Regions from separate parts of the Mus musculus genome. Here regions 1, 2, 4 and 5 are each linked to region 3. Evidence: chromatin loops called from intact Hi-C (ENCODE). Cell type or tissue: left cerebral cortex. All regions are shown on one strand. Links, peaks and the distances in the headings refer to the core of each region. The heading gives the core; the rest is flanking DNA. Region 1 holds the start of Soga3 (SOGA family member 3). Region 2 has its middle 37 kb from the start of Soga3. Region 3 holds the start of Echdc1 (enoyl Coenzyme A hydratase domain containing 1). Region 4 holds the start of 9330159F19Rik (RIKEN cDNA 9330159F19 gene). Region 5 has its middle 55 kb from the start of Soga3.

What was found. A loop is a pair of places that touch in the nucleus more often than their neighbours do. Peaks named below come from ENCODE experiments on the same cell type or tissue, not always from the same donor. Only the 100,000 strongest peaks of a DNase experiment are listed, where the experiment ranks them.
Region 1: a loop joins it to region 3, with 3 times the contacts of the local background. A loop is called at or near these places in 5 of 42 quality-filtered maps.
Region 2: a loop joins it to region 3, with 3 times the contacts of the local background. A loop is called at or near these places in 12 of 42 quality-filtered maps.
Region 4: it touches region 3 in a loop (8-fold over the local background); 4 of 42 quality-filtered maps call a loop at or near these places.
Region 5: a loop joins it to region 3, with 4 times the contacts of the local background. A loop is called at or near these places in 4 of 42 quality-filtered maps.

Annotation. Positions count from the first base shown.
Region 1 is chr10:29,143,673-29,149,834 of GRCm38, forward strand. Soga3 (SOGA family member 3) reads left to right here and starts at 324. Exons shown (of 7, transcript NM_026138.2): 1 at 324-763; 2 at 2,892-4,081; 3 at 4,513-4,737. The coding sequence starts at 2,987. In left cerebral cortex, for the core only: CTCF peaks have their summits at 2,730, 2,973 and 3,587; DNase peaks (open chromatin) are centred at 429, 946, 1,754, 2,001 and 5 more places; H3K4me3 peaks cover 3,902 bases; H3K27ac peaks cover 3,358 bases.
Region 2 is chr10:29,104,067-29,110,228 of GRCm38, forward strand. No RefSeq gene overlaps it. Among named protein-coding and RNA genes, the nearest start is that of Soga3, 37 kb to the right of the region's middle. In left cerebral cortex, for the core only: a CTCF peak has its summit at 3,095; a DNase peak (open chromatin) is centred at 3,097.
Region 3 is chr10:29,310,447-29,316,608 of GRCm38, forward strand. It overlaps Echdc1 (enoyl Coenzyme A hydratase domain containing 1), which reads left to right and starts at 3,054. Exons shown (of 6, transcript NM_025855.4): 1 at 3,054-3,287. The coding sequence starts at 3,221. It overlaps Gm46218 (a long non-coding RNA gene), which reads right to left and starts at 2,971. Exons shown (of 2, transcript XR_001779751.2): 1 at 2,791-2,971. In left cerebral cortex, for the core only: a CTCF peak has its summit at 3,101 (motif pointing left); DNase peaks (open chromatin) are centred at 2,781 and 3,039; H3K4me3 peaks cover 1,847 bases; H3K27ac peaks cover 1,429 bases.
Region 4 is chr10:29,211,013-29,217,174 of GRCm38, forward strand. 9330159F19Rik (RIKEN cDNA 9330159F19 gene) reads left to right here and starts at 631. Exons shown (of 6, transcript NM_001162537.2): 1 at 631-854. In left cerebral cortex, for the core only: no CTCF peak of the experiment used is centred there; a DNase peak (open chromatin) is centred at 2,864; H3K4me3 peaks cover 2,437 bases; H3K27ac peaks cover 3,029 bases.
Region 5 is chr10:29,085,462-29,091,623 of GRCm38, forward strand. No RefSeq gene overlaps it. Among named protein-coding and RNA genes, the nearest start is that of Soga3, 55 kb to the right of the region's middle. In left cerebral cortex, for the core only: a CTCF peak has its summit at 2,540 (motif pointing right); a DNase peak (open chromatin) is centred at 2,553.

The DNA of each region.
Region 1 (6,162 bases), core at 323-5,322, 170 kb before region 3:
ACCGGAAGCGCGCGCCAGCGCCTCTAAGAGCTGCGTCTAGAGACTCCGCTGGGTCAGGCTGAGGGTGCAGGATGCTCCAACCGGCTTCCCAAGGAAAAGAGCTCAAGTAAATAATTGATGGAGATTGATCGGACCTGAGACAAAGCTTTGCAGGAAGCCAAGGCATCCGATTTTAAGCGGTCTTGGAGTCTTCTGCCAAATACAGGAAATGGAAATGGAGAGAGGAATTTGATGAGCCAGGCTGAATAATTCTGCATCTCGGGCGTGGCTCTTGCCTTTTTGTCTTTCTGCCTCCCACCCGCTACCCTGGTTCCCCATCCTTCTCTTTCTTCTTTAAGCAACCACTCCGGTTACTTCTCTCCTGTCTTCCCTTCAATCCCGCCCTCTTTCCAGCCCAGTCCGGTGAGGTCAGCTCATGAATACCGCTGCACTTCCTGGGGAAGAGTCTGGCACTGCTTGGCACCCCGGGTATTGCCTGCTGCATTTGCAGCCCAGCCAGCCAAGCACCGCCGGCTAGGAGTCAACTCCCAGAGCTCTAAGTCTTTGTGGTTGTCGCCTTTGTTCGGAGAAACAGAGTGGGTGTGGATCCCGTGCAAGCAAGCGCGCCCAGAAGAAATTCGCCTATAACACTACGGAAGCTGGGAAGTTGAACTTTCTCTGAAAGGTAGAAAAATAAAGTCGGAGGTCTCCGGCTTCCTGGAAGCAAAAGCCACTGCAGAGAAGTGAGATCTTCTGGATTTCTAAAGACACGAAGAGAAACGGGGTGGGTCCTGGGACAGATAGGATTTGAGATGAAAAGGGTTGATTTGGTCCTTACTATCATTGCTTGGATGGATATTGCCACTGGAGAAACTGTGAGATACATTACCTTATTACTTTGTCAGGGAACAAGTGACAGACACTAGGTTCCTTAGATTGTGGAACTAATTAATGAAACCCAAGCTTTCGTTGAGGTTATAGTCTGGGCGGGTGAGGCTTCAGCTGGTGACTTTCTGAGTTCCCGCGTGGTTCTACTTGGTTAAATATAACATTGCATTGTCAGTACAATTAAGCTGGGTGGCCCACTTTAGTCTGACCCACGGTAAAGTAGGCCAGACTTTTTAGCAGAGGGTAACTTTGGTTTTCCTTCTGAAGTAATCATTGTTTATTTTTGTATTACAAAGGGAGTTGAAAAGAGATTACAGAGGGAGAAAGGAAGGTGGAGGAGTTTTGGGTGCCTTTCCGTTATGAAAGGACAAATGATTACATCCTCAATTGAGATACTTACAACAGACAATAAGAGTAATAATGGGAAACCATGTCTCCTAAAAGCTCTCTCTCTCTCTCCCTCTCTCTCTCTCTCTCTCCCTCCCTCTCTCTCTCTCTCTCTCCCTCTCTCTCTCTCTCTCTCTCTGTGTGTGTGTGTGTGTGTGTGTGTGTGCGCGCGTGCGTGTGTGTGCGTGTGTGTGTGTGTGTGTGTGTGTGTGTGTGTGTGTGTGACCTTCCTCTGCTTTACCAGTAAAGGTAAATGAGGTTCTTGGAAAGGGGCCAAATGAACTAGCTGTCTGAACCACTAGCAAGGAAAATCCACAGGTCTTTTCTGTCCTCTGGATTAAAATGGTATGTTTATACTGGAAAGCTAACACAATGTATCTTACCGCCCTAAAGGAAGACAAACAGCCTTTTGGTTAAATAGTGTTCCATGGTTCTGTTTCAGAATTTGGCTCCATAGGAATGTCTGAGCATTTTAACATTTTTAAATTTAGGTTTTATTTTATGCATATGGGTGTTTTGCCTGCATGCATATTTGTGTACCACATATGGGTCTGGTGCCCAGGGATGACAGAAGAGTGTATCAGGTTCCCTGAAACTGAAGTTACAGAGAGCTTAGAGATGTCACCTGAGTGCTTGGAGCAGACCCTGTGTCCTCTGAAAGAGCAGCCAATGTAATTAACCACTCTGCTATTTCTCTAGTGGGCATTTTAAAACTTCTACTCAGTCTATTATATACTATCTAAGGAGATGGTTCAGAATAAAACTGTTTTCTATGTTGTACTTGCAACTCAGTCCACCTTAAGTGCAGAACAGGAAGAAGCGAGGACAAATTCGCCATTAAAAACTTCGCAGCCTGTAGATAAAGCTGTTCATCAAATTTTTCAACAAGTATTTTTAAGCTGCTAAAATAATCTCTTTTGGGTTGTCAATGACTGAATCTTATAACTAATTCTTAATAGCAGCTTTTTCTTGAGCTTGGGGTTGATTCATATTCATTCTTTACAGTGTGTGTGTGTGTGTGTGTGTGTGTGTGTTCCATTCTAAAGAAAGTTGGCTAAAATTCTCTGAAGACAACATTAAGGGCTGGGGATGAGTGGGAAAAGTGTCATTTATCCAGGGAAAATCTTCTCTAGGATCTTACATTATAGCCTTATTTCTTTAACTGACAATTAGGAATACTAATTTAATACCCCCCCCACACACACACACACACACTAAACTAGGTTTAAAATACAGATTTGGAGTCAGAGGAGGAAGCTGTTTAACAACTATAATATCTAAACACTTCCTTTACCTTTCTATCCTTTTCCACTTTTCATCTCCCCTGCCCCCATTTCCTTCACCTTTCATTTCTTTCTGAACCTGTGCCTCACCCATCCCAGGTACAGGTTACCTAGGGAGTGCAAGTTTTAGCTGCCTTCAGATCCTTTTGACTGAGGTGGAGTAAGATGGAGACAGCGCCACTTTGGGCAAAGTGAGGACTTACAGCCCTGAATCTTTCACCTACTCAAAGCTTCCATCAAACCTTTGGTTTCCGAGTCTGATAATTCTCTCTAGCTTCCCTTGTACAGCACATTGACCTTTGGCTCTACAACAGTGTAAACATACTGTATATTTTTCTTCTATTTCCATCCCAGCTTACACAGGAAGGTTGGTGACAGAAAGGAGAGAAGAGGATGATCTAGAGATGGACGCTTCCAAGTGGCATCCAGTAGGTTCTTTCTAGACTGCCATGAGTCAGCCACCGTCCGGGGGCGCTGCCCCAGCCGCAACCTCAGCTTCTGCGGCCGCCGCAGCCACGGAGGCTCGCATGCACCCGGAGGGCTGCAGCAGAAAGCAGCAGCGAGCTCAATCACCCGCTAGGCCTAGGGACAATTCTCTTCGTCAGACCGCCGGGGCCACGCGGTCCCCGCTTGGGGTCGGCCCTAAGCTCAATTCTGTTCGGCAGCAGCAGCTGCAGCAGCAGCAACAGCAGGGTAACAAGATAACCGGTCGGAGCACCTCTGGGACCGGCTCCAGAGGACTCGGAGGCGGGGCGGAGAAGGCGGTGCCCTCCATACCCAAAGGGGCTGTTCCCGGAGCTGTCCAGCCCGCGCCTGGTGCTGAAGGGTCCCCCGCGGCGATCCTGGCCTCTGTGAGCTTCAGGAGGTCCGGACAGCCGGAAGAGGCACCCCGGGAAATAGAATCCGGGCCCTCGAAAGTCGGGGAACCTCCTCCGCTCGGGGGAGTAGGAGGGGGCGGGGAAGGAGGAGGAGCCGGTGGTGGCCCGGGGGACCGGGAGGGGGGCGCTCCGCAGCCGCCGCCGCCCAGGGGTTGGCGAGGGAAAGGCGTCCGCGCAACGCAGAGGGGTAGCAGCGTTGCGGAGGGAGTCTCCCCTTCACCACCCACCGCTGCTACGAGCAAAACCCCCGGCCCAGGTAGCAGAAACTCTGGTAGCGGCAGCACAGGGAGCGGCAGCGGTGGTGGAGGGAGCTACTGGAAGGAGGGATGTCTGCAGTCTGAGCTCATCCAGTTCCATCTCAAGAAGGAGCGGGCGGCAGCGGCGGCGGCCGCGGCTCAGATGCACACTAAAAACGGTGGCGGCGGCAGCCGCAGTTCCCCAGTCGCCGGCGCTCCAGCCATCTGTGAGCCCCTTGTAGTCCCCTCCTCCTCCCCAATGGCGGCTGCAGCCGAGGGCCCCCAGCAGAGCGCCGAGGGCAACGGTAGCGGCGGGGCCATGCAGGCAGCTGCTCCCCCTTCGTCCCAGCCGCACTCGCAGCAGCTCCAAGAGCAAGAAGATATGCAGGAGGAGATGGAGAAGCTGAGGGAAGAGAACGAGACTCTCAAGGTGAGAAAGAGAGGGGGTGGGACCCGAATGGGGGAGGGGAAGTGCGGGGCCTCCGATGATTAGGGCGTGTCCTGGTAGGTTTGGAAGGCTGCTGACCTTTTAGGACCACATGAAAGGAGGAAAACTAGGAAGATGGGGGCGGGGGTGGTCCATGGCTTGCTCCTAATTAGAAACGGAACTAATATTAATACCGTTGTGTTTAAAACCAAATCTAGGCCTTCGTTTACCCAATTATCATGATTTGCCCCACTTTCTCACAGGCAGAGAGGCCTAAACTAGGCCTGGTTTGCTTTCAGCTCCCTGTCACTCCTGTCTTGTGCAGAGGAAGGCAGTAAAGCTAGGAATTGGGAATAGGGATGGGATGTACATGGTGCATATCTGAGGGGCTAGTGGCAAGACTGGTTGTGACCCATAGCCTGTCACCGTCTCAGAACGAGATCGATGAGCTGAGGACCGAGATGGACGAGATGAGGGATACTTTCTTCGAGGAGGATGCCTGTCAACTGCAGGAAATGCGCCATGAGTTGGAGCGAGCCAACAAAAACTGCCGGATTCTGCAGTACCGCCTCCGCAAAGCCGAGCGCAAAAGGCTCCGCTACGCGCAGACTGGGGAAATTGATGGCGAGCTGTTGCGCAGCCTGGAGCAGGATCTCAAGGTCTCTTGCAGGGGTGGTGTGGGTGGGGGAGAGCGAGGGCGAGAGCCAGGGCGGGCTAGGGTCTATGGGTGGAGACTTTGGAGGGCTCTTTGCATTGAAAGGGCCTTCACTGAAGGACGACAAAGGGCAATAGTTTTCAAGAGTTCGTTCACCACAAAATGTCAGCATCTGGGAATAGAAGGATCTATTCAGTTTAGTAGGAGGAGGATCTCCTGGGAGTAACTCTTCAGGAAGTAATAAGAGGGTTCCTCCCTCGTCCACTGAAACAAGGCCATGGTAAAGTACAGGCTCTACAGGGCCTCCTGTGATCTAGCTTCCAATGATGTACTTCCTGTGAAGGCCAGGTGGAATCAGGCATTCAAGAGTGGATTACTGGTGGAGCACTGACCTCCAGAATAAGAACAGTACTGAGAAAATAGTTAAGGTCTTTTTCCTCAGATTTTCTCCAGGGTGTATTCCCATCAGCACTCATCCCTTCTGTAACTCCCCCTGAAAAGCAGCCTGTCTACACAGCAAGCCATTTGAAGGAGGAGAGTAGATCAGAAGAAAACACCTTGTTTTGAAATCAAGTTGCCCATTCAGAGTGTATCCCAGAGAACAGGGTACCAGACAGCTCAGAGTTTACAGTAGACTCTTTTGTGGGGTGCTCTTTCTTCATTTTGAAAACAGGCAGATTTTATTTACAAGGCAAACTGGACATTCAGCACATCTCCATTGACAACCAAATATACTTTTAACTATTATTAATTTCATCGCTATGCAAGTAGAGTTAATTACCCTAGATGTGTTTCAAAGAAAGCTCTTGGCAAACATCTTATGGAAGTCTTTGCTCCATTCTTTTGGTTTGCTTTGGAATCCGTCATGACTCATCAGAAAATATAGCAACAATACATATAATGTTGACTGATTTGGAGTAAAAAAATCTGTGAGGTAGATATTATAAATGGGGCTACTTTATAGGTGCACAAATGGCACTTTAAACAAAATGTGTATTGGTATTTTGCCCAAATGCATGTCTGTGCCCCACATGAGTGCCCGGTGTCTCTGGAAGCCAGAAAAGGCCATAGCGTCTGGAAATTGAACAAAGCCCTCTAGAAAAGCATTCAGTGTACTTAACCACTTAGGTTCAACCCCAACCAAAAGCATTTTTTACATAAGTTCTATGCATGTACCTGGGCCTTGTAACAATCCCAGCAATAGCCAAGTTCCCTTTATCCAACATAAACCAGGACTGGCTGTTTCCTAAGCCTCTAACATTTCTTCAAAGCCCTATGATTTTCAAGATAATTTTAAAACTTGGGGTAAAAATACATACTAGTAAAACAAAAAGGAATCTCAAAAACTAGAATGTTCCTAAACCTAAGTACTTGGAACTAGCTAGAATTATGAGGAAAAGAGCAAGCCCAACTACCCAGAAGTTAAAAC
Region 2 (6,162 bases), core at 583-5,582, 210 kb before region 3:
ACAGAGACAAACTTTGGAGCTGTTACGAAAGGATGGACCATCTAGAGACTGCCATATCCGGGGATCCATCCCATAATCAGCTTCCAAACGCTGACACCATTGCATACACTAGTGAGATTTTGCTGAAAGGACCCAGATATAGCTGTCTGTTGTGAGACTAGGCCGGGGCCGAGCAAACACATAAGTGGATGCTCACAGTCAGCTATTGGATGGATCACAGGGCCCCCAATGGAGGAGTTAGAGAAAGTACCCAAGGAGGGAAAGGGATCTGCAACCCTATAGGTGGAACAACATTATGAACTAACCAGTACCCCGGAGCTCTTGACTCTAGCTGCATATATATCTAAAGATGGCCTAGTCGGCCATCACTACAAAGAGAGGCCCATTGGACTTGCAAACTTTATATGCCCCTGTACAGGGAAATGCCAGGGTCAAAAAGTGGGAGTGGGTGGGTAGGGGAGTAGGGGGGAGGGTATGGGGGACTTTTGAGATAGCATTGGAAATGTAAATGAGGAAAATACCTAATAAAAATATTTTAAAAAAAGAAAGTATATAGAGGGGAATAGGTTAAGAAACTGTATTCTTCCTGATTGGAAGACTAAGCTACAGAAAGGGATGGAGATAAATTCTACTGTTTTGTATTATGGGGGCTCTGAATTTTTAAAACCAAACCAAATCAAACCAGGTTCTTACTGTGCAGCGCTGGTTTGCTTGTAACTTTGTAGACCCTACTATTCCCAAACTCAAAAAGTCCTGCCTGCCTTCACCTTCTGAGAGCTGGGATTAAAGGTGTATGCCTCATCTCCCAGTTAGAACTGCACACTCTTAGGTGTAAAGTCCTGTTTACATTAGTATTTCTGTTAAATTAACCAAGCCGTAACCTGATGACTTTCCTTTTAAGTCTTTTTGCAGCTTTCCCATTGTAATGAACTAACTCCTCTTAACCCCTGAACCACTTTGTTTTGTACCTGATAAGAACTTGTGTTAGGTCATTACTTACTTCTCTTTGGCTTACACTGTGGATTTGAGCTTTTCTCAAAAGTTTGTTAGTAAGCCGGGTGTGATAGCTTATACCTTTAATCCCAGCACTTGGGAGGCAGAGGCAGGCGGATTTCTGAGTTCGAGGCCAGCCTGGTCTACAAGGTGAGTTCCAGGACAGCCAGGGCCACACAGAGAAACCCTGTCTCAAAAAACAAAACAAACAAACAAAAAGTTTGTTAGTAATTGGTTGTTATAATCTTTTCCATTCCTATTTCAGGAGTTAGCATAATAAATGATTTCTTAGTACAATGAATAGGAGCTTTGAATCTTTGTCCTGAACATCTTACTAGATTATACCTTAAAATATTTCTGTAAATTGCATTTGAATGAATTAGATATTATTTCTCTTGATTTCTGCTCATATATGTATATTTTGGTTAGTAAAGTTAGCTTGATAAAAAAAAATAAAAACTCTAGCTTCTTGACTTGTTTTCAGAGAAAAATTACAATACTGGTATCCTGTGAGCATCAGTACTATCAGATAAAGAAAGCCCATTCCAGATCCACACTTCTAAGTAAATGCTAACTTATTACCTATTCATTAAGGATAATGAAAGGTTAGGAAGGATTAGATTTCTAGACTTTGTATGATCTGGTTTCACTAATATTTACTTTATACATGTTAGTAGGTGTTTTCTTGTGGTTGTTGCTATTGTTGTTTAGTTCTGTGGTATATAGTAAAAAGAATCAAGATGATATTGTATATTGTAAGATATTGACTTTGTTTTCTAGCCCCCTCTTAGTAGTTGTGCACTTCATTGTGAAGCTTTGATAGATATTTTAAATAAATGAAGTAATAGGAAAAATAAAAATCATTAACAAATTATACAAAACAAAATGTTTTTATAGTCTAGTATGTTCCGTCAAATTTAAAAGGTGAAGCAATTTTAAGCCTGGCTAACTACATTTTTAAAAACTTGGTATGTATTTTTTCTTAATGTATGTGTATAGATGTTTTAATTGAATGTATGTCTGTGTACCACATGTGTGCAATACCTGTGAAGGTCAAAAGAGAGGACTGTATCCCCTGGAACCAAAACTCCAGGTGGTTATGAACCACCGTGTGGGAGTTAGGAATCCAACCCAGGTCCTCTGGCAGAACAGTCAGGGCTCTTAACCACCAAGCCATCCCTCCAGGCGCTCAGGGTTTTTGTTTTTTTTTTTTTTTTAATGTCAGAAAATCTTACAATTTTGCCTTACTTTTACTCTACATATAAACTACAACATAAGAAACTGTATTAAAAAGTCATCGGAGCATTAGGAAGGGTGAAAATCACTGCTTTATTCCTTGAGATTTCAAGTCTTTAATATTTTCTTGCTAGACTTGGGAAAATTATTCTACAGTAGACCAGCCATTTATTTTGGCTATTCTGTGTATTATTTGGATGTTCTGTGTATGTTACTCTTTGATATTAACAGGCCAATTGAACATATTTATTCTATTCTAATTCAAAATTGTTAGTAATTGCTTTTTCTCCACGTGTTTATAATATTTAAGTTTTATAATTTCACTTGTTTAAAATTTATTCAACATATTTTTATTTTTATTTCTATTAAGATTCAATTCCCGTAGAAAGTTGTTAGATGCAACTAAAACTAACCTTTTTTCATCATCAAATCCTATATTCCAGGCCTTAATTCTTGACTCTTGTTCATTCCTACACAAAATTATACTTACTTCTGAAATATATGAAATGTTTAATTAAAAATTATTTTCTAGAACTAGAAAATACCGTCCTGAGTGAGGTAACCCAATCGCAAAAGAAAACATGTGGTATACACTCACTGATTAGTGGATACTGGCGCAGATTCATTTTTCTTACAGAAATCAGCCCCTGGGAAGCTACTCTCACTCCAGTAAATGCTCCTACATCAATGCACATAAGAAAGGCAGTAAATGGACTCCACCGATTTGAAAAAATAAATAAATGTGAGAGACAAAGGCAGTAGGGTGGAGGAAAGGGAGGACAAGGAAAGGGAGGAGATTTGATTACAACACATGTATGAAATCCTCTAACAAGTAGGAGTTGTAATTTTATCTTTGAACCACTAGGTGGGGGTAAGCTACGCGAAGGGAGAACAAACAAAAGCAATGTTTAGATAAGATACTTTCCTAACAATCTTGAGTTAATAGGCCTGTCTCATCCCCTCTCCCAACCAGGACAACAAGTTATAAACAACAACAAAATAGTGTTGAAATGAGTGAGAAATTCAGATTTTAGAACCACATCGTTATAGAACCACATATACCATAAATTTTAAAACACTCATTGTACTAAACTGAGATTCAACCTGGAGACAGTGATTTGTTCAAAATAATGTATTGGGTTAAAATTAGAACCAGACTCAGTACCTAGATATTTTAATTCTTTCATCTAACACTTTTATTTGCAAGATATTGCCTGTGTCAGTGGGCCAGTCAGGAAAGCAAGCCATAGATTGTGGCAAGATTGAAGAACTTGCAGAATACAAGCAAGCCTTGTCCTTCATGACACAGATGCAATCCTAGTGTGACCCCCCCCACCAAAGGAGGTCCATAGCTATATTCCTAATATAAAATTTCCACCAGTCTAGGAGTTAACAATAGGCTATATCTATGGTAATCCAGTCACTGTCCTTGAAGAATAAGTATTCCATTACATAGAAAAACCATGACTTGCTAAAATAGTGATGTTTGACAGTTCACAGCTTTTGAAGGGGGAGATGATATCTGCAGCCTATTAAAAGGTCATAATTCCTTAGTAATGTAATGGCTTTAGTACATGGAGTTGCTATATAAAGTAGGGGAAGCAACATAAATGTCTAAGATCTTTGGATAGAGACGTAGCAAAGCAGAGTGTTCCTATACTGAAAATACTTTGGTAATATCACAGCTTTAACACAGTCACAATAATACGTTAATATGAAAATGACATGAAAAAAATATTAGATAACTTTTGTAGTTATTTGAATGGCAATACCTCCCATAAGCCCAGATAGTTGGGTTCTTGGCCTTTAGTGGGAAGGCTTCCTCGCTGGAGGAAGTATGTCACCGGAGTTGAGTTCTGAGAGCAAAAGGCCTTACCCACTTCCTGTACACTGGCTCTGTTTTGTGCTTGCAGTGAAGGGTTACCTCACTCAGGATGATACTTTCTAGTTCCATCCATTTGTTCAAGAATTTCATGAAGTCATTGTTTTTAGTAGCTGAGTACTACCCCATTGTGTAAATGTACCAAACTTTCTGTATTCATTCTTCTGTTGAGGGATATCTGGGTTGTTTCCAGCTTCTAGCTTATTATAAATAAGCCTGCTATAAACATGGTGGAGCATTTGTCTTTGTTATATGTTGGAGCATCTTTTCTATATTTGCCCAGTAGTGGTATGGCTGAGTCTCCAGGTCAAACTGTTTCCAATTTTCTCAGAAACTGCAAGATAGATTACTAAAGTGATTTTACCAGCTTGCAGTTCCACCAGCAATGGAGGAGTGTTCCTCTTTCTCCACATCCTCACCAGGGTCTGTTGTCACCTGAGTTTTTGATCTTCGCCATTCTGATTATTATGAAGTAGAATCTCAGCATCATTTTGATTTGCATTTCCCTGATGACTAAGGATGTAGAACGTTTTTGAAATTCGTCTCAGCCATTCAGAATTTCTCAGATGAGAAGTCTTCATTTGATTCTGTACCCCATTTTTAATAGGGTTATTTGGTTCTCTGGAGTCTACCTTCTTGAGTTCTTTGTATATATTGGATATTAGCCCCCTATCAGATTTAGAATTGGTAAAGATCTTTCCCCAATCTGTTGGTTGTCTTTTGTTCTTATTGACAGTGTCCTTTACCTTACAGAAAGTTTTCAATATTATGAAGATCCATTCGCCAATTGTTGGCCTTAGAGCATGAGCCATCAGTCTCTGTTCAGGAAATGTTCCTCTGTACCAATGTGACTCTTTATTACTTTCTCTTCTATTAGATTCAGTGTATCTGGTTTTATGTGGAGGTCCTTGATCCACTTGGACTTGAGCTTTGTACAGGGATATAAGAATGGATCAATTTGCATTCTTCTATGTGCTACTCACCAGTTGAACCAGCACCATTTGGCGAAAATGCTCTTTTTTTCCAATAGGTGGTTTTGGTTTCTTTGTGAAAGATCAAGTGAACAAAATAAGTGTGTGGGTTTATTTCCAGGTCTTCAGTTCTATTTCATTGATCTACCTGCCTGTCTCTGTACCAATACCGTGTGTGTGTGTGTGTGTGTGTGTGTGTGTGTGTGTGTGTTTTAATCACTATTGCTGTGAAGTACAGCTTGAGGTCAGGGATGGTGATTGCCCTAGAAGTTCTGCCATTGTTAAGAATGATTTTTAACTATCCTGGGTTTTATGTAATTCCAAATGAATTTGAGAATTACTCTTTCTAACTCTATGAAGAATTGAGTTGAAATTTTGATGAGGATTCCAATGAATCTGTAGATTGCTTTTGGTAAGATTGCCATTTTTACTATGTTAATCCTACCAATCCATGAGCATGGGAGATCTTTCCAACTTCTGAGGTCCTCAATTTCTTTCTTCAGGGACTTGAAGTTCATGTCATACAGATCTTTCACTTGCTTGAAAAGCAATACAATATAAATACAAGGTATTTTATATTATTAGTGACTATTGAGAAGGGTTTCCCTTATTTTTGTTTCTCAGCCCATTTATCCTCTGAGTACAGGAAGACTAATGATTTGTTTGAGTCAATTATATATTCAGCCACTTTGCTGAAGATGTTTATAAGATGCAGGGTTTCTCTGGTGGATTTTTTTGGGGTCACTTGTATATACTATCCTATCACTTGCAAATAGTGATATCTTGAATTCCTTCTTCCAATTTGTATCCATTCGATCTTCTTTTGTTGCCTAATTGCTCTGACTAGAACTTTAAAAACTGTATTGAATAGATAGGGGTGAGCGGGCAGCCTTGTCTTATCCCTGATTTCAGTGGAATTACTTCAAGTTTCTCTCCATTTAGTTTGATATTGGCTATTGGTTTGTTGTATATTGCCTTTATTATGTTTAGAAATGGACATTTAATTTCTGATATCTCCTATTCTTTTAACATGAAGGGGTGTTGTATTTTGTCAAAGGCTTTTTTAGTATCTAATGAGAT
Region 3 (6,162 bases), core at 350-5,349:
TCTGGGGATCAAATTTAGGTTGTCATGCTTATGAGCTAAGAACTTGGACTAAGTGAAGTGTCTCCCAGGCCCTCCCTACTATTTGCTTGTTTAGCACAAAAGTTACAATAGAAGCTGTCTTCACCCTAAGATGTACATCTACAATGATATGCTGTATATAGAAACAAGCTTTCTGGCTTTCTACAAGGTTGCAGAGAGTACAAACTAACTATCTGGGGTCAATCTACATATCTGTCACCTTCCTGTTTTCTCAAAGCACTTAAAAATTCATTTTATGTGGGTTAGTCTAAAAGTTTATTCCAATTTACTCAAGAAAATCCTGTGATAGTTATACTTGGTTGTTACCTTGACTAAATCTGGAATAAACTACAATCTAAAAAAGGAAGGCACATGTGTGAGAAATAGTCTGCTTGGTTTGAAGTGAGTCCATCCTTTAAGGTAGAAAGGCACAACCTTTTGATCCAGATCTTGAAGCAGAACACCTTAAACTGGGTCACACCTCCTGCTAGAAGCCTATATAAGGACACAGAAGAAGGAAACTGTCTTTGCCTGCTTGCCTTTGCCTTGCTAGTATATCTATTTCTTCAGTGGCACTGAAGCTTTCTTCTTTGGGACTCCAACATATACAAAAGACCAGCTGAGACACACAGCCTCGTGGGACTGAGAAGCTATTAGAATCTTGGATTTTCTATTCACACCTGGCCATTGTTGGGTTAGTTGGACTGCAGCCTGTAAGTCATTCCAATAAATTCCCTTTATATATACATATATGTTCCATGTATGTATGTGTGTTCCATATATATGTGTGTGTTCCATATACGTATATTCATATATATATATATGTTCCATATATGTGTGTATATTCCATAAATTCTATGACTCCAAAGAACTCTGATTAATACAATGATTAAATCATATATATGCATACAGAGGGGACTGTATATGAAATATAAACAATGATTTGGCTACTTCAGTTCACCAAGTGTTCAGTTTTTTTTCTCTATCCCAAATTCCTAAGATGCTTTTAAATTCTTTTTAACTTTTTCTCCATTTTACCCATTCCATTTCAACTTGCTGGTAAATTGTTTGAGAAGTGGCAACTCATGAAATACTTGGAAAATTGACAAAGGACAGGGTAGTATAATATCTAGATTACATAGGAGTCGACTTAGTAAAGAGAGTAGCAAACAGTTACACAAGAAGAACAAAGGCTTCCAATACTGGACAGCTGCCCAGGACACAATAAACACATCCAATCAAGGAGAAAAGTGGCAAATGACTTCTGTCAAGTCACTATTGTCAAGAGGTTTTTCTGTTTAACACTCTAACAGTGTATACTGCTTACTACATAAGAAAGAAAATCAGGCTGGCCAAAAGAAAAACTGAAAAGATCTAAATCATAATGTCCGGTATATTCTGGCAATAGGATCCTGGAGTTTTGCCTTAGTGGCTTTACTAGATACTCCTTTCTCCTAAAGCCTGATTTCCTGGTTATTACTCAACCCATTTACATCAGATTTTAGAAATAAGCCTTCCTAGCAACAAATAAAAATTAGTGTGTGGCTTCTCGACTGAGGAAGTTCAACAGGGAGAACTGGGACAAAAGTCTCTGGAAACAACCACAGGGAACACTGACGAGTCTGCAAGGCCAGTTGCCTGATTAAAGCCTTCAGTGTTTGTGTAGAGGCTGGAATGTGACAGGTCCAGGGTCACATGATAATTTATCTTGGACCATCATTAGCTTAATAGTCATTTGCTACCACCTCTCTGTGACCTAACAATTTAATGGTCCCTGGGTAAGTCTTTTGGAACAGACAAACTAATAGCTTCCACCAGTAGAACTGCTAAGGATGCGGTCAACTATAATTTGAGAGCTACAGATTCTGAGACCTAAGATCTGAGACTTAAAATCTCCTTGTTCCTTTCACCCCATGCTTTCACATTCCCATCAGTGTATTTGGAAAATAATTTTTGTTGGTCTGTTACCCTAACACCTTCATATTGGAACAAAGAACTGGGGATAACCCAAACCTCACTTATATTTGGCTTTAGAATAAACTCTCTGCCTTTTGAAAAATACTAGAATTAAACACTTCTAGTAACGATTTCTTCCTACCAGTTCAGCTAACCTAGGCTTATTAATTCTTCCTTATTAAACACACCTTTGTATTATAAACTGGTCACCATTTCTGCCCTACTGCTTTGCCACATTATATCCATCCCACCAGAAAACATGTTTTTATTTCTTTGATCATTATGTATGATAACTGCAGAAGTCTATGAACACCAGAGTGCCATCCAAAGCAAGGTACAGAGCTGACAAAACTGACCCCCTCTGGACACCCATCTTTCTTTTCTCCCCTTTCCTTCCGTTTTTAAAAACAAAAACATTTTGCTTCGAGTCTTTAAAGAGCACATGACATAGTCGTGTCACAAAACCTGCTAAGTATTTTTTGACAAACGATAAAATACTGCCCCCAGCAGCTCTTAAATCCAAGAAGGCTCAGCGCTCTTTAACTTTCTCTCGCCTTCTTGTCTTATCGTTCCCTTTTTTCATTTGCAGCCAATTGGGGTACGAAGTATTTGGGTGGCCTCCTTTCCCTTGTCTGAACCCTAAACCAAGGAGATGTCAACCACGGAAAAAAACCTGAGCTCCCTGCTCTAGCTTACAGCAGTTGAGGTGAAAGTTCCAGACATGAAGAGTCTGATGGGGAGGGGCGGGACTTCCGGGTCGCCAGAGTTCCTTCAGCTAACTCAGGAGCTCTGGCCAAAGGATCCCGGGGAGCATACCAGGAGCGGAAACAGGCCCGGAGCGGTGTGGAAGCCGGAAGAGGCTCGCGCGCAGCGGAAGGTGGGGTGCGGGAAGAGGGTCTCAGGACACGGAAGCGCAAGTCAGAGCCAGGGGCTGCGGGCCGGCGGTAAGGCTGCGGCCAAGTGACAGGCCGCGGAGATGTCCCCTCCCCCTCGCCCCCTCGCCCCCCGCACCCTGGCCAGCGCGCTGTGGCGTGATTGGGTGGCGCGCCTTTGCGGGCCAATGCAGAGCGAGGGGGCGCGCGGCTGCGCACACGCTCACCGCGCAGGCGCACTGCCCTCTGCTGGCTCTGCACCGCAGCGCAGGCGCCGCCGCGCAGGTGGGCTCGTGAGTTCCTGCAGGTCTCTGGGAAATCCTGAGGCGTTGCAGAGAACGTGGGAAAATCCGCTAAATTGGCAGTTTCAAAGGATGAGAAGGTGTGAGGTCAATTCTAAGCCGATTTCTGAATATTTTGGAATCCCTTGTGAGAACCGAGGTAATGTTCCGTGGGATCTCTACCTGTGAGCTAAATGATCTTGCTTATTTCAAACTTTTCCTACATCTTTGTTTCGTGAAGCCAACTTTTTCAACAAGAAGAGCAACCCAACTTTGATGGGAGCAATTAAAGTTATCCTATTCTGTCTCCACTTTTATCAAATCTCAAGGAGTTATGAACACCTCACTAAGGACATCACCACACGTTAGCATTTCTTAATTTCCTAACTTCCACATCGGATTCTCTAACTTGTTATTGTTTCTTGTTCTCCGTGCTAGAGATGTGACCAAGACTGATCAAAGAGTTAGTTTGAAGAAATAGCTCCCTCATAGGAGCCTGACAGGTTAAAAAAAAAAAAAAAAAAGTGAAATCTTGGGGAGGGAAGAGGAAGATGGCAACAAGACAGGCTTGTTTTGTTTGTCTTTTTGACTTGAAAACCAATTAGTTGACAGCTAGCTGAGGCGCAAAGAGGATGTGCAACAAAGTGAATTAGAAGAAACCAGCTAGATGGTGAACTAGCCATGTGTTTTAAGAAAAATCTTGGAAATCCCCGTTTGCCAGGGACTGTTCTCAACACTTCGGATGCCTTCTTGGAAACTAAATTTACTAGGACGACTTGTCAGAACTAGAAGTTAATGATAGTGTTTGATGTGACCACAGCTGTTGGTAGTGGAGATGGATTTTATGTAGTCTGGGAACTTAGAGAAGATAACTTGAAATTACTGTCAGGAAAAAAAAAAAAAACAAAAAACAACCCTGTAACAGTATATGTGCTAAGATTTGGGATGACAAAAATCAATATTTGAGGAAATAAAAGTTCTTTTCTTTGGTTTGTGTGGGGAGAGGTGTAGGTGGTGTGTAATGTGAAAACTTGAGAAACAGGTTATATATTTCATTCAAAAGTACCTTATGATTTTTCTTTGTTTACTTATGCTAATTGTTTTAAATATGGAATTATGTTAGTTTTCTAGTATAATTTAAGGACTTTTAATGGAAGAACTAGCATGTAGAATTGGAGAGGGAAACCTTTGGTCCCAGATGGCCAGAGGTGCTTTGCAGTGGCTTGGCAGTGAGCATGTTCACCTGGAATGGTCTGTTTCCTGATAGAACAGCTGCTTTGCTGTCCTACCACATGACAAAATTTAGGATTTTTGTCCTGAAGAAATGTTTCTAACATTGTAACTCAGCCATTTTCATTACCTTGTGTTCCCAGGAATATAGCAAATATAATCTGTTTATGTGTGTCTGCTCTAAGACAACATTGAAATCTTAAACTCTACTTATATTTTCAGATACTACACTAATTCACCAATATCTAACATTCTTATCCTCTTAACACCCTAGCCATCATGTATCTTTTAAAAAGTTATTTTTAATTATGTATATAGGGGTGCGGTGGGCAGGTTATATGCACAAGAATGGGAGGTCAGAAGAAATCTGGGTCTCCTAGAGCTGGAGTTACTAGCTGGAAACCAAACTCAGGTTCTCTGGATCAGTAGTAAATGATTTTAACCATTGAGTTTGTGTATTTAAAATTGAGATGAAAGTATGCACAACAAACTATTAGCACATTGTTACAGTTGGATTTCCAATAGCAGGCTTGAGCTGTTCTTTGAATTACACTGGTACAGAAAGGAATCTGAAAGAAGAGCAGAAAAGAAGGTTCAGTGTTGAAAGAGAGATACAGAACAAAGGAAGAAGAGAAAAAATGGGAAATTAATAGAAAAATGGGCACATGTCATAATAGAAGCCTTTCTTGGAAAAGTGTCTATTTCTAATGATGCAAAGCAATGCATTACATAAATAAGTGTTCAGTGGTTTAAGGGTGAAGGGTCATGATCCGATACCATTTATACTAATCATACTCAATGATGGATGCTAGACAATATATCTAGGTAAAATAGGTAGACCCCCTTACCATAGATACATATATGTATATATAGGTGTATGTATGCAAATATATGGATATAGATTCTACTAACCTATAATAACTGTTAAAATGCCAATGATTTCTGAGCCTTAACTCTATATTTTATACTTTAATTTCCTGTTATTTTCCTAAACAAAGCATTATAAAAATACAGACAAATTAATATTCTTTAAATAGCCATCTAAATCATAATCAGGTTTTTGTAGCATTTTCGTTTGATGTTGTAACCAGTGTGGGAAAGATAAGAACTTTTGCTTCAAATTAATCTCCTATTTGAGTTATCTCTCTACTGAAACATACTCATGAGCAAACCAAACAATTTGCAGAGCACACATAGCCATATATATATATATATATATGTATGTATATATGTGTGTATATATATGTGTGTGTATATATATGTATGTGTATGTATATGTATATATATGTATGTGTATGTGTGTGTATATATGTATGTATATGTATATGTGTGTATTTATATATTTGGTAAGCGCACTGAACTCATTAGGCTTATTTCTGGAAATGTAGGCGACTCAAGTTTTCAATATGAATCCTTGATCTTGAGAACTTATGTTTTCCTAGCCCAGAAGTAGACTCAGCAGAACTGTGACACCTACTCTGTGTGCCCTTCTTAAGGTGAGAGGGTAAAAGTAGCTCCAAGTGTCTTTTCTCAAAACATGAAGGGTGCTGTGTGAGGAATAAGACTGACAGCGGAGAGGAAATGAAGGAGAATAGAATTGAGTAAGTCAAAATAGCAACACCAGTAAAAGCAGACACACTTGTTGCCTCCTACAGAGAGTTCACATTTCAGTCTTTCTCTGGAAATGAGTAGGACGACACCAGTCAAACTGCTCTTCTCAATTATGGTTGCTAATAATTTTTTTGTATTTACTGGTAAATTACTTATAGCTCTGAAAGAATATATTAGTCCTAATCCATAACATC
Region 4 (6,162 bases), core at 672-5,671, 99 kb before region 3:
ATAAGAGCTTATTACTTAAAATTCAGTGTAACTGATTTGCTATATTGGCCCTAAAGACTTTATTGACTAAAGTAAACCACTATTCTCTCTCTCTCTCTCTCTCTCTCTCTCTCTCTCTCTCTCTCTCTCTCTCCCTCTCTCTCTATATATATATATGCCCCATTTCTATTTTGCATAAAGGCAAACATTCAATATGTTTCAACATACATTTTGACTCATGCTTGCTGGTGTGTGTGTGTGTGTGTGTGTGTGTGTGTGTGTGTGTGTGTGTGTGTGTGTATTTCTTTTTTTTTTTCTCACACATTTCCACTTCATCCCTGGCCAGACTAACAAAGACACTGAAACTGCATCTCACTGTAGAGAGAGAGGGAAAGAGAGGGGATGGAGGAAGAGGATGGTTCTTGCTCCTAAAAAAAGAGTCTACTTTCCAAATAAAAGAAATCTAAATTGTCATCATGTGCTGCTAGCAAGCAGATCTCTCCTGGCAAGTTTGAAAATGCTAGGCTCCATTATAAAAGTTAAAAATGTCCTGGACCTGGAGTTGTTTACCCAGAGGATATAACTGCTCTAAAGTTACAGAGCTGTGGTTGGAAGCAGCAGCCTTAAGGCCGCCTCCAAGTCCCTGACGTCATAGTAGCCCAGCTGCTGTTGTGACACTGAGCAGAGTAGCTCTTTGAAGTTCAATTTGCAAAGGCGTTTGTCAGGACCACTGTGGAAGATGAATGGATTTTGTTTTATAAAAGAACCACTGAGACTGTTCTTTAAGACAACTAGCTCTCTGCCCCACCTCTGCCATTGCTAGACTGGCCACACAGAGCCTGACCTGCTGCAGGACGACCCCCAAGTGTAAGAAGGTATGTTTCTTCTTGGCAAACTTGAACGAGCAAACTGGGTAGAGCAGGATACTGCTTCTGAATCTTAGATTAAAGATGAGATTTAAGTAAGTGTGTTTTCAGCATCTCCTGACCTGGCTGTGCTTGTGGCTGGGCCTCCGAACAGTGGGCAGGGTACATAAGGGATTCAACTGCCTTGGAGAAGGGGCTGTTCAACTGCTAAGGGTGGATTTCTAAAGCTTGGACTGACAGCAACATCCTCATCCTGAGACTGTTTCTCATTCATTCTCAGCAGTTCAGAAAAACGTTGCTCAGTGTAAGTTTCTATTAACTATTTATTAGAATGCAGTCTGTGGTGGGATGAAGTTATTTTTAATATCTGTGATATAAAATTTACAACCTGTGAGTTCTCTGTTATTTGAAATTTGTAATTTAAAAAAAAATGTAGTTTTATTCAAAACTACTATTACACTCCAGGAGGAGTATTTTTCATAATGTGAGTTAAAAGACACTGGTGTTTGTTTCCTGCAAACCAAGAGTTGTTTTTAATCAAAGCTTGTATCTTATTGGTTAAGGGAACTAAAACTAATGCGCATGTGGCTTAAATTGAGACTATGAGGAGATCCAAGAATAAAGATGGTGACCCGATGAGAAAACAAGATTGGCTTCTTTGGAATTCTTTGTGCTGCATTTCTTTGACCTTGCTAGAAAACAAGGAGCAGGCAGAAAGAGCAATGAACAGCAGTGAATTTTTTTTTCATTTTAATCTTCTAATAAAACCGAATGGGAGGTCTCTGGATAGATGCATTTGCTGATGAACAGCACATGAGCAATAGGATTCCTTAATTGCTTAAAATGGTTCCAGTGGTGGAAAATAACCTGGAAAGTAAGGGAGGGAATTACTTTGAAGATAGGTGACACAGTACTTTGAGGTATAGGCACAGAAGTTCCTAATCCCACAAAATTCATTGGGAGCAACTTATTGCCAGGCCAAATGATTTCCTCTAAGAATTGTGAAGTTGGAAGTATTTGCTGTCTCTGACATTCCTTCTGCAGTGTGCATCCTCATGTTTGTAAAGGACTTGAAATATAAGAAATGCAATATGCGCCAGGCAGTGGTGGCGCATGCCTTTAATCCCAGCACTCTGGAGGCAGAGGCAGGCGGATTTCTGAGTTCGAGGACAGCCAGGGGTATACAGAGAAACCTTGTCTGGAAAAAACTAACAAACAAACAAACAAAAAGAGAGAGAGAAAGAAATACAATATTGCCCAGAAAAAAAAACGAGAAAATAATGGGCACAAACTCAAAGCAGAATTTTCCTAAGACCGAAGCAGTAAGATCAACCCTCCTGACATGCCTTAGTTGGCTAAAATCCAGTTTCAGCAGGCAAGATGGAGTTTGAAATGGTCATAACTGTGAAGTAGAAAGCACTGAGCATGCCTTGGGTAAAGATGTATGACCATGGCCAAACTGAGGTGGGTCTAGGGACCAAGACTGCAACAGTAATCCTCTGCTCAACGTTATTATATTTATATCTTTGCTTCCCCGACCTAAAAGTTGTTTATAATCAAAGTTTGTATTTTATCATGTACAGTTCATGAGCCCCCCTTTGCTGTTCCTATATTTTGCTCCTTGGCAGGACTGAACCATCAGCTAAACCGTCTTGCTTCCTATTACAGCACTGCACAACCCACTCCCCTTTATAATCTTGGTGTCTTTATATTCTTTATAACCCTTTATAATCTTGGTGTCTTTATAATCTTTATAACCCTTTATAATCTTGGTGTCTGATTTTGAGGAGAAGTAGATTAAAGGGGATTATGGAATGCTAGTGTAATGTTGCTAGGGGCGGGGCATTTGTATGACTAGCAAATCAAGTCACTACCTCTCTACAGTTCCTCTAATGAACTTCTATTCTGAATGAAATTTGAGAATGCTGAAATGAAACAACGAGGAGCTAGGAGCAGGGAGAAGGAGATGTAAAATGGAGAACTCCTTTCATCTCTCCCACAGTGATGCCAGAATATGTGGGAGGGGAAGCCTGACAGCTAAGAACAAGGAGAGCTTTTATATTGGCTTCAGTGGAGAGCCCGAAAGCCAGGCTTTTGAATGGCTAATCCATTTGGCCTTGAAACTTCTCACCACAGAACATTCTGTCCCCACAAAATAGATCATTTAGTCTGACATTCTAAAAACTCAATTTAGAATGATTAAAAAAAAGCAGTTTTAAATATTTATCCAACTTTTTACTAGGGACAAATTGTTTTGCACTATACTTAACTTAGTATATGTCTTTAATAAAATTGAAAATTACCAAGGCAAGAGAGTTAAAGGGAATATAAGAGTTAACCCATTGAGATTTGCTTCCAATGAGGGAAAGTTTGAAATAATTAGTTTTACTTTAGGGGGAAAAAAAGTGGTTTGCATGGAGATGAGTGAAGGAAAGGATGAAGGGGAAGTGGGAAGATGAAATGCAAGGGAAAGAAATCAGCACTTAGCAAGAATTTGTGGTCCTAGAGAGATTGCTCAGTGGTTATGACTGTTGAGTTCAATTCTCAGCAACCACATGGTGGCTCACAACCATCTATGTGATCTTCTGCATATAATGACCTCTTCTAACATGCAGGTGTACATGCAGATAGAACCCTCATACATAAAATAAGTCTTAAAAATACCCTTATGACACAGCAGTGTTTAAATTCTTGTTATGCATTCTCTAGAATGTTTCATCCCCCCACCCCTTGCAACTGTGTTGCAGTGGACATTTATGTGTGTATTGATGACAAGGCTGAGACCCTAGCAAAGCTAAGAAAATGTCCTTCCAAAAATATTACCAGAGAAACAGCTGTAAATGAAATTTCAGAAACCCTTCTTGTATGAAATGGCTCTGGTTGGTTTTCAATCATAGCCATTACCGTTTAGGAACTAGGTTTTACTCTGGCTCTGGAAAGAGAAAGCTGTGTAAATCGGCCTTTCCGCAGTGATGAGTTTGACACTGCAGTTAATAAATAAGTTCGGGAGTCAGGCCCTCATGCCTGTTTCCTGGGCTAAAAGACTCCTGTTATTAGTGACAACACTGATCTTATTATAGATAAAAATAGGAAGGCTTGACCACATTAAACTCTGAGGTGTGAATGGTTCAAGAGGAGTGAAAAATGGAAACAAAACAAAAACAAACAAACAAAAAATCCTTGCACCCTTTTGTTACATTGATTGTAGTAAATCCTTGCGGGAAGGATTTCTGAGCAATTACACTTTTTAAACACGGTTGGAACAAAGCATGGGATATTGTAAAGCCTCTTTTCTAAATATCCTGTAATTACTCCACTCCTTTTTTTTTTTTTTACAATGTCTTTAGTTAAATTTGTAATTGCTTTTGCTAAGAAGTCCCAGAGGCAATTCTTCCCAGTCCATGAGTTACTTTCAGCTCACAGTTTTTTTTTTTTTTATGTGTTTTCTTTTTTTTTTTTTTTTTCATTTTTTTATTAGGTATTTAGCTCATTTACATTTCCAATGCTATACCAAAAGTCCCCCATACCCACCCACCCCCACTCCCCTACCCGCCCACTCCCCCTTTTTGGCCCTGGCGTTCCCCTGTTCTGGGGTATATAAAGTTTGTGTGTCCAATGGGCCTCTCTTTCCAGTGATGGCCGACTAGGCCATCTTTTGATACATATGCAGCTAGAGTCAAGAGCTCCGGGGTACTGGTTAGTTCATAATGTTGATCCACCTATAGGGTTGCAGATCCCTTTAGCTCCTTGGGTACTTTCTCTAGCTCCTCCATTGGGAGCCCTGTGATCCATCCATTAGCTGACTGTGGGCATCCACTTCTGTGTTTTCTAGGCCCCGGCATAGTCTCACAAGAGACAGCTACATCTGGGTCCTTTCGATAAAATCTTGCTAGTGTATGCAATGGTGTCATCGTTTGGATGCTGATTATGGGGTGGATCCCTGGATAAGGCAGTCTCTACATGGTCCATCCTTTCATCTCAGCTCCAAACTTTGTCTCTGTAACTCCTTCCAAGGGTGTTTTGTTCCCACTTCTAAGGAGGGGCATAGTGTCCACACTTCAGTCTTCATTTTTCTTGAGTTTCATGCAGCTCACAGTTTTTTATAGATAGTTTTAAAGCATTCTTCCATTCTCAACACAAACCCAGTCTGTGTACCTGGGAGTAAGGTTTGTATAGACCTAAAGTATCACTAAATAATATTAGTAAAGTTTATGTAAAGCAAATCAAAACTCGAAATTCGGTAAACTCTTTACCTTCTTCCTTTTGTTAGATTTTTGTGGTCTGGCTTATAAATGGGGTGAGTAGCAAAAACAAACAAACAAACCAAAAAAAGAAAAAACCCCAAAAAGCAAAACAGAAAAAAAAGAAAAAACCAAAAAAAAACAAGACTAATGAAGAAGCAAAGGAAAAAAAATGAGGTTAGAAACAGAGAGTGAATGAGTGACAAAGGGTAATGAGAGCGTGTTTGTAACTAACTAGAAATTGTTTTCTTTTCTTGATTGAATTAATAATGATACTGTGAGTGACAAGAAAATATGCAAAAACTGCCAAAGGGCCACTGGTAGATGTTTTTTAAGGAACTATAGATACTAACATTTGAAAGGTTTTTTTGTTTTTCAAAAGAAAAAAAGAAAGAAAGAGAGAGACAGTGAGAGAGAGAGAGAGAGAGAGAGAGAGAGAGAGAGAGAGAGAGAAAGGAAAAAAGAAAGAAAGGAAAAAAGGAAGGAAGAAAGAAAGAAATGGAGCCCTGCATAAAGAGCTATGTTTTTAATTCCTTGTAGTCTATGATCATTCATTCATAATCCTGACAAAAGAGAAGCCTGACAAAAGTAAAGCTACCTTTGATAGTCATCTAACATGTGAGGTGTGAAATATGCATCTATCTGCTGCAAATCAAATGCCAAGTAATTCTTACTGCATAATCATGCAGACTTGATTCTGCCAGACACAGTACAGATTCGTGCATAAGGAACAGGAAGGCTGTAGCATTGTGGCCATATACTAATAATTATGCTAATTGATTAGTTAATGATAATTAGTAATTAATTAGTAAGCTGGAAAATGAGGGTTTAGGTGTTTTATTTCTTCTCTTTTGAGTGTGTGTGTGTGTGTGTGTGTGTGTGTGTGTGTGTGTGTGTGTGTGGTGGGAGGTATGTGCATGTGTGAGTGTGGGTACCCACAGATTTCAGAAAAAACTTTTGGATTCCTTGAAGCTAGAGTCACAGATGGTTTTAAGTCACCCAGTTTAGGGCCTGAGATCCAGGCTTGGGTCCCCCATAAGAACACTGTGCAATCCTAAGAACACTGTGTAAATCCT
Region 5 (6,162 bases), core at 343-5,342, 220 kb before region 3:
TGGGGGTAAAGGGTGTGTAGTCACACCTCGCTCAGGGACCCTATCCGCGAGCGATTGCAGGACCGCATTTTTGTTCCACATGGGGGCACAACATTAACATTTGAGTAACGCAAAATTAATCTTTACAAAGTTCATAATAAAACTGTGCCTACATGGGTAGAGTAGATGTGGGATCCTATCATGGAACACACTTGCCGTCTCTCTCTATACAAGGTACACTGACCACTGGGCATTCCATTTCAAGGAGTCTGACAGCACATTTGCCGTTCTAATGTGCCAGAAAATGTTGATGGCTTCGTGGAAGAAGATGAAACAAAAGAGGAAAACTCAGGCTCTCTTAGCCTTCCTGTGCTAAGCTGAGGAGAGGAGGTTTCAATGTGTGTGTGATTGATATAACGTGGGTTTCTTCCCATTTTCTTAACCTCGGGCATTACATGAATCTTTTCACTCTTAGATTTAGGCTGTTCTTAAGGTTGTAAAACAGTATATCCTAATCAATACAGGAATACTCTTGCATGTATGGACATGGGCATCACCTGCTGTTAATATTGGTGTATTAACCACTATTTTCCCCTTAAAGGATATTTTCAGCCATTAACCATCCTTTGGTTCCAGAATATGCTACATATCAATATTAATGTATCTCAAGTTGAGCTTTGAAAGCAGATGGCAATGATTGGAATTTTTCTCTCTTGATGTCTAACACTCTTATGGTAGTGCTATAATAGACTGTAAAGTAGCATTCAAGATGGAATAAAAGTTAGATGATAACCAACTAAATAAATTAGACAAGGTGTCTTCTGGCTTTTAAAATGGCTCAATACCTAATCCAGAGACTGTCCTACCAGGGATCCATCCCATATACAACCACCAAACCCAGACACTATTGCATATGCCAGAAAGAGTTTGCTGACAGGACCCTGACATAGCTCTCTCTCTCTCTTGTGAGGCTATGCTGGTGCCTGGCAAACACAGAAGTGGATGCTCACAGTCATCTATTGGATGGAACACAGGGCCCCTAATGAAGGAGCTAGAGAAAGCACCCAAGGAGCTAACAGGGTCTGCAACCCTATAGGAGGAACAACCATGTGAACTAACCAGTACCCCTCCCCCAAGAGCTATGTCTCTAGTTGCATATGTAGCAGAGGATGGCTGAGAAGCAGCTGAATAAATGTTCAACATCCCTAATCATCAGGGAAATGAAAATCAAAACAACCCTGAAATTCCACCTCACACCAGTCAGAATGGCTAAGATCAAAAACTCAGGTGATAGCAGATGCTGGCAAGGAGGTAGAGAAAGAGAAACACTCCTCCATTGCTGGTGGGATTGCACACTGGTACAACCACTCTGGAAATCATTCTTTCAGTTCCTCAGAAAATTGGACATAATACTACCAGAAGATCCAGCAATACTACTCCTGGACATATACCCAGAACATATTCCAACCTGTAAAAAGGACCATATTTATAATAGCCAAAAGGTGGAAAGAACCCAGATGTCTCTCAACAGAGAAATGGATACAGAAAATGTGGTACATTTACACAATGGAGTACTACTCAGCTATTAAAAAGAATGAATTCATGAAATTCTTAGACAAATGGATGGATCTGGAGGATATCATCCTAAGTGAGGTAACACAATCACAAAAGAACACACATGATATGCACTCACTGATAAGTGGACATTAGCCCAGAAGCTCAGAATACCCAAGATACAATTTGCAAAACACATGAAACTCAAACAGAAGGAAGACAAAAACAATACTTTGATTCTTCTTATAAGGGGGAACAAAATTCCCATGGAAGGAGTTACAGAGACAAAGTGTGGAGCTGAGAACAAAGGAATGACCATCCAAAGACTGCACCACCTGGGGATCCATCCCATAAATAACCACCAAACCCAGACACTAAGTTGTATGCCAACACGAGCTTGCCGACAGGAGCCTGATCAAGCTGTCCCCTGAGAGGCTCTGCCAGTGCCTAATACATACAGAATGGATGCTGAGAGTCATCAATTGGATGGAGCACCGGGTCCCCAATGAAGGAGCTAGAGAATGGACCCAAGGACCTGAAGGGGCTTTGCAGCCCCATAGGAGGAACAACAATATGAACTAACTAGTACCCCTAGAGCTCCCTGGGACTAAACCACCAATCAAAGAAAACACACAGAGAGACCCATGGCTCTAGCTGCATATGTAACAGAGGATGCCCTAGTCGGTCATCAATGGGAGGAGAGGCCCTTGTTCCTGTGAATGTTCTATGCCCCGGTATAGGGAGGGGAATGCCAGGGCCAGAAATGGGAGTGGGTGGGTTGGGGAGCAGGGGGAGGAGGGAGTGGATAGGGGACTTTCAGAGGGGAAACTAAGAAAGGGAATAACATTTGAATTGTAAATAAAGAAAACACATAATAAAAATAGTATCATCTAAAAAAAAAACATTACTGAGCTTTAAAGATTTGTAAGCCTAGAATAAATGTCTTCCTCAAAATTAACAGTTACTTTTTTCCTTTCTATCATTTTTCCAAACCCCTGTGTCTGTTTCTTTGGCCACAAGGAGGCAGCATCTGAACACCTCTTCTCATTTCTTCCTGAGTTTCTGTCCTGATTTTCTAACCCCAGTCTATGTCCACTATATGGAAAGAGGCACTGGCTAAGTGATACCATCATGATAAACACTGACGTAGTGCAGAGAAATTTAAGTTGTCCCCACTTCCAGAACTATAATCTCTACTCTGAACCATAATAATAGCAAATAGAGGGTTTTAAAAAAATAATAAGGAATCCTACGAAGTAGAATGGTGTTTACCTACACATACTAGTTTGACAATGTGACATTAAAATTGTGGCTGAGATACATCTACAATGATGGATATGTATGTTTGTCAAAGATCTTTAAATTAAGTTTGCTTGTCATAATAGAGTAATCAGAAATCCTGACCCCTATGACAGGAATATTCTGGACTTGGGTAAGTGTACTTTGCATGAAATAAAAGGGCTCTGGTATCTAGTCTTACCAAGAAGAATGATAACTAATAAAGCTGCATTTAAAGGGAAATTATGTTGCTAATGAATATTTTTTAGATTGGAAAAAACTTTTAGCTCTTTTTTTCATGCTAGAAAGACTTGTACACAGGAGTAGGATCCAGAGAAATGCATGAAATAGAAAGGTAAATGGGTGTTTAATAGAGAAAGTAGAAGAAAATAGCATTTCTGAAAGCCAATAACTTGTGCAACAGTATGGCAATAGACAGCAAACAGTGAGGTTAAGGAAGTAGTTTGGTTGTTTGAGGATATGTGCAGAAACGCTTACATAAGGCTGTGGTAGGAACATCTAAAAGAGATAACAACAGGGGATTCCCAAATACAATGCCTGCTCACAATGACCTCAAATAAGCATTTGACATTAGATACTTTTCCTAGCACTTACAAAATCCCCACAAGCCAAAATTTTTGACACCTTTGGGCATATATGAGGAGAACTGTGGTTGTCATTAAAGTATTCTAATCCCAGATAAATCCCCCAGATTCACCTCACTCCTAACTCCATTTCCCTGTAGTATCTCAGCTCCTCTCTTTCCCTCTGTTTTCCAGTATATTAGCCATTCTGAATGCTGCCCTGTTCTATCCTTACAGGTCAGCTTATTATAGTTCTAATTCGAGATTTGAGAAAGCATCGACTCCAGTTGGCATTTCCAATGTTGGTTTTGTGACAGCAGGCTGATAACTCTTCTCTACCACATAGGCACCAGTTAACAAGAAGTTGTTCCCTTAAAGCTACTGGTCTTCAGACTCTGAGTATCCCAGGCTGATGAGCTGGACCTTTAAATTCAGAGACTTACGAAGGAGCTAGAGAAAGCACTCAAGTACAGTGTTGAATTAGAACAGAAGAAATATGTTGGAATTGGCCTATTTATATCATTGGGTAACACATACAGAACATCCAAGCTTCCTGAAGTAGCAAATAATGGCCAAAATAGATGAGTGATATGTTAAAGAATAATGTTTCCAAGTCTAGCAATAAATATTTTGTGAGGCAGTAAAACCCTGAAGACTTGAAGTCTCAGGAATCTCAAAGAATAATGCACTGGTTCTCACCCTTCCTAAACTTTTTTTTTCTGATTCTATATTTTTTATTGGGTATTTCTTTCATTTGCATTTCCAATGCTATCCCAAAAGTCCCCCACACGCTCCCTGACCCACTCCCCCACCCACCCTCTCCCACTTCTTGGCCCTGGCGTTCCCCTGTACTGAGGCATATAAAGTTGGCACGACCAAAGGGCCTCTCTTTCCAGTGATAGCCAACTAGGCCATTTTTGATACACATGCAGCTAGACTCAAGAGCTTTGGGGTACTGGGTAGTTCATATTGTTGTTCCACCTACAGGGTTGCAGATCTCTTTAGCTCCTTGGATACTTTCTCTAGCTCCTCCATTGGGGGCCCTGTGATCCATCCAATAGCTGACTGTGAGCATCCACTTATGTGTTTGCTAGGCCGAGGCCTAGTCTCACAAGAGACACCTATATCAGGGTCCTATCAGCAAAATCTTGCTAGTGTATGCAATGGTGTCAGTGTTTGAAAGCTGATTATGGGATGGATCCCCGGATATGGCAGTCTCTAGATGGTCCATCCTTTCATCTCAGCTCCAAACTTTGTCTCTGTAACTCCTTCCATAGGGTTTTGTTCTCAATTCTAAGAAGGGGCAAAGTGTCCACACTTTGGTCTTCGTTCTTATTGAGTTTCATGCGTTTAGCAAATTGTATCTCATATCTTGGGTATTCTAAGATTCTGGGCTAATATTCACTTATGAGTGAGTACATATTGTGTGAGTTCTTTTGTGATTGTGTTACCTCACTCAGGATGATGCCCTCCAGCTCCATCCATTTGCCTAGGAATTTCATGAATTCATTCTTTTTAATAGTTGAGTAGTACTCCATTGAGTAAATGTACCACATTTTCTGAATCCATTCCTCTGTTGAGGGGCATCTGGGTTCTTTTCAGCTTCTGGCTATTATAAATAAGGCTGCTATGAACATAGTGAAGCATGTGTCCTTCTTACCGGTTGGAACATCTTCTGGATATATGCCCAGAAGAGGTATTGCAGGATCCTCTGGTAGTACTATGTCCAATTTTCTGAGGAACTGCCAGACTGATTTCCAGAGGGGTTGTATAAGCTTGCAATCCCACCAACAATGGAGGAGTGTTCCTCCTTCTCCACATCCTTGCCAGCATCTGCTGTCACCTGAATTTTTTTTTCATTTTTTTTCTGTTTTTTTTTTATTACGTACTTTCCTCAATTACATTTCCAATGCTATCCCAAAAGTCCCCCATACCCTCCCCCCCACACACACACACTCCCCTACCCACCCATTCCCTCCTTTTGGCCCTGGCGTTCCCCTGTACTGGGGCATATAAAGTTTGCATGTCCAATGGGCCTCTCTTTCCAGTGATGGATGACTAGGCCATCTTTTGATACATATGCAGCTAGAGTCAAGAGCTCCAGGGTACTGGTTAGTTCATAATGTTGTTGCACCTACAGGGTTGCAGATCTCTTTAGCTCCTTGGATACTTTCTCTAGCTCCTCCATTGGGGGTCCTGTGATTCATCCAATAGCTGACTGTGAGCATCCACTTCTGTGTTCTCTAGGCCCCGGCCTAGTCTCACAAGAGACAGCTATATCAGGGTCCTTTCAGCAAAGGCTTGATAGTGTATGCGTTGGTGTCATCGTTTGGAGGCTGATTATGGGGTAGATCCCTGGATATATCAGTCTCTAGATGGTTCATCCTTTAGTCTCTGCTCCAAACTTTGTCTCTCTAAAACTCCTTCCATGGGTGATTGTTCCCAATTCTAAGAAGGGGCAAAGTGTCCACACTTTGGTTTTCGTTCTTCTTTAGTTTCGTGTGTTTGTCAAATTGTATCTTATATCTCGGGTATACTAAGTTTCTGGACTAATATCCACTTATCAGTGAGTACATATCATTTGAATTCTTTTGTGATTGTGTTACCTCACTCAGAATGATGCCCTCCAGGTCCAAACATTTGCCTAGGAATTTCATAAATTCATTCCTTTTAATAGCTGAGTAGTACTCCATTGTGTAAATGTACCATATTTTTGTATCCATTCCTTGGTTGAGGGGCAACTGGGTTCTTTCCAGCTTCTGGCTAT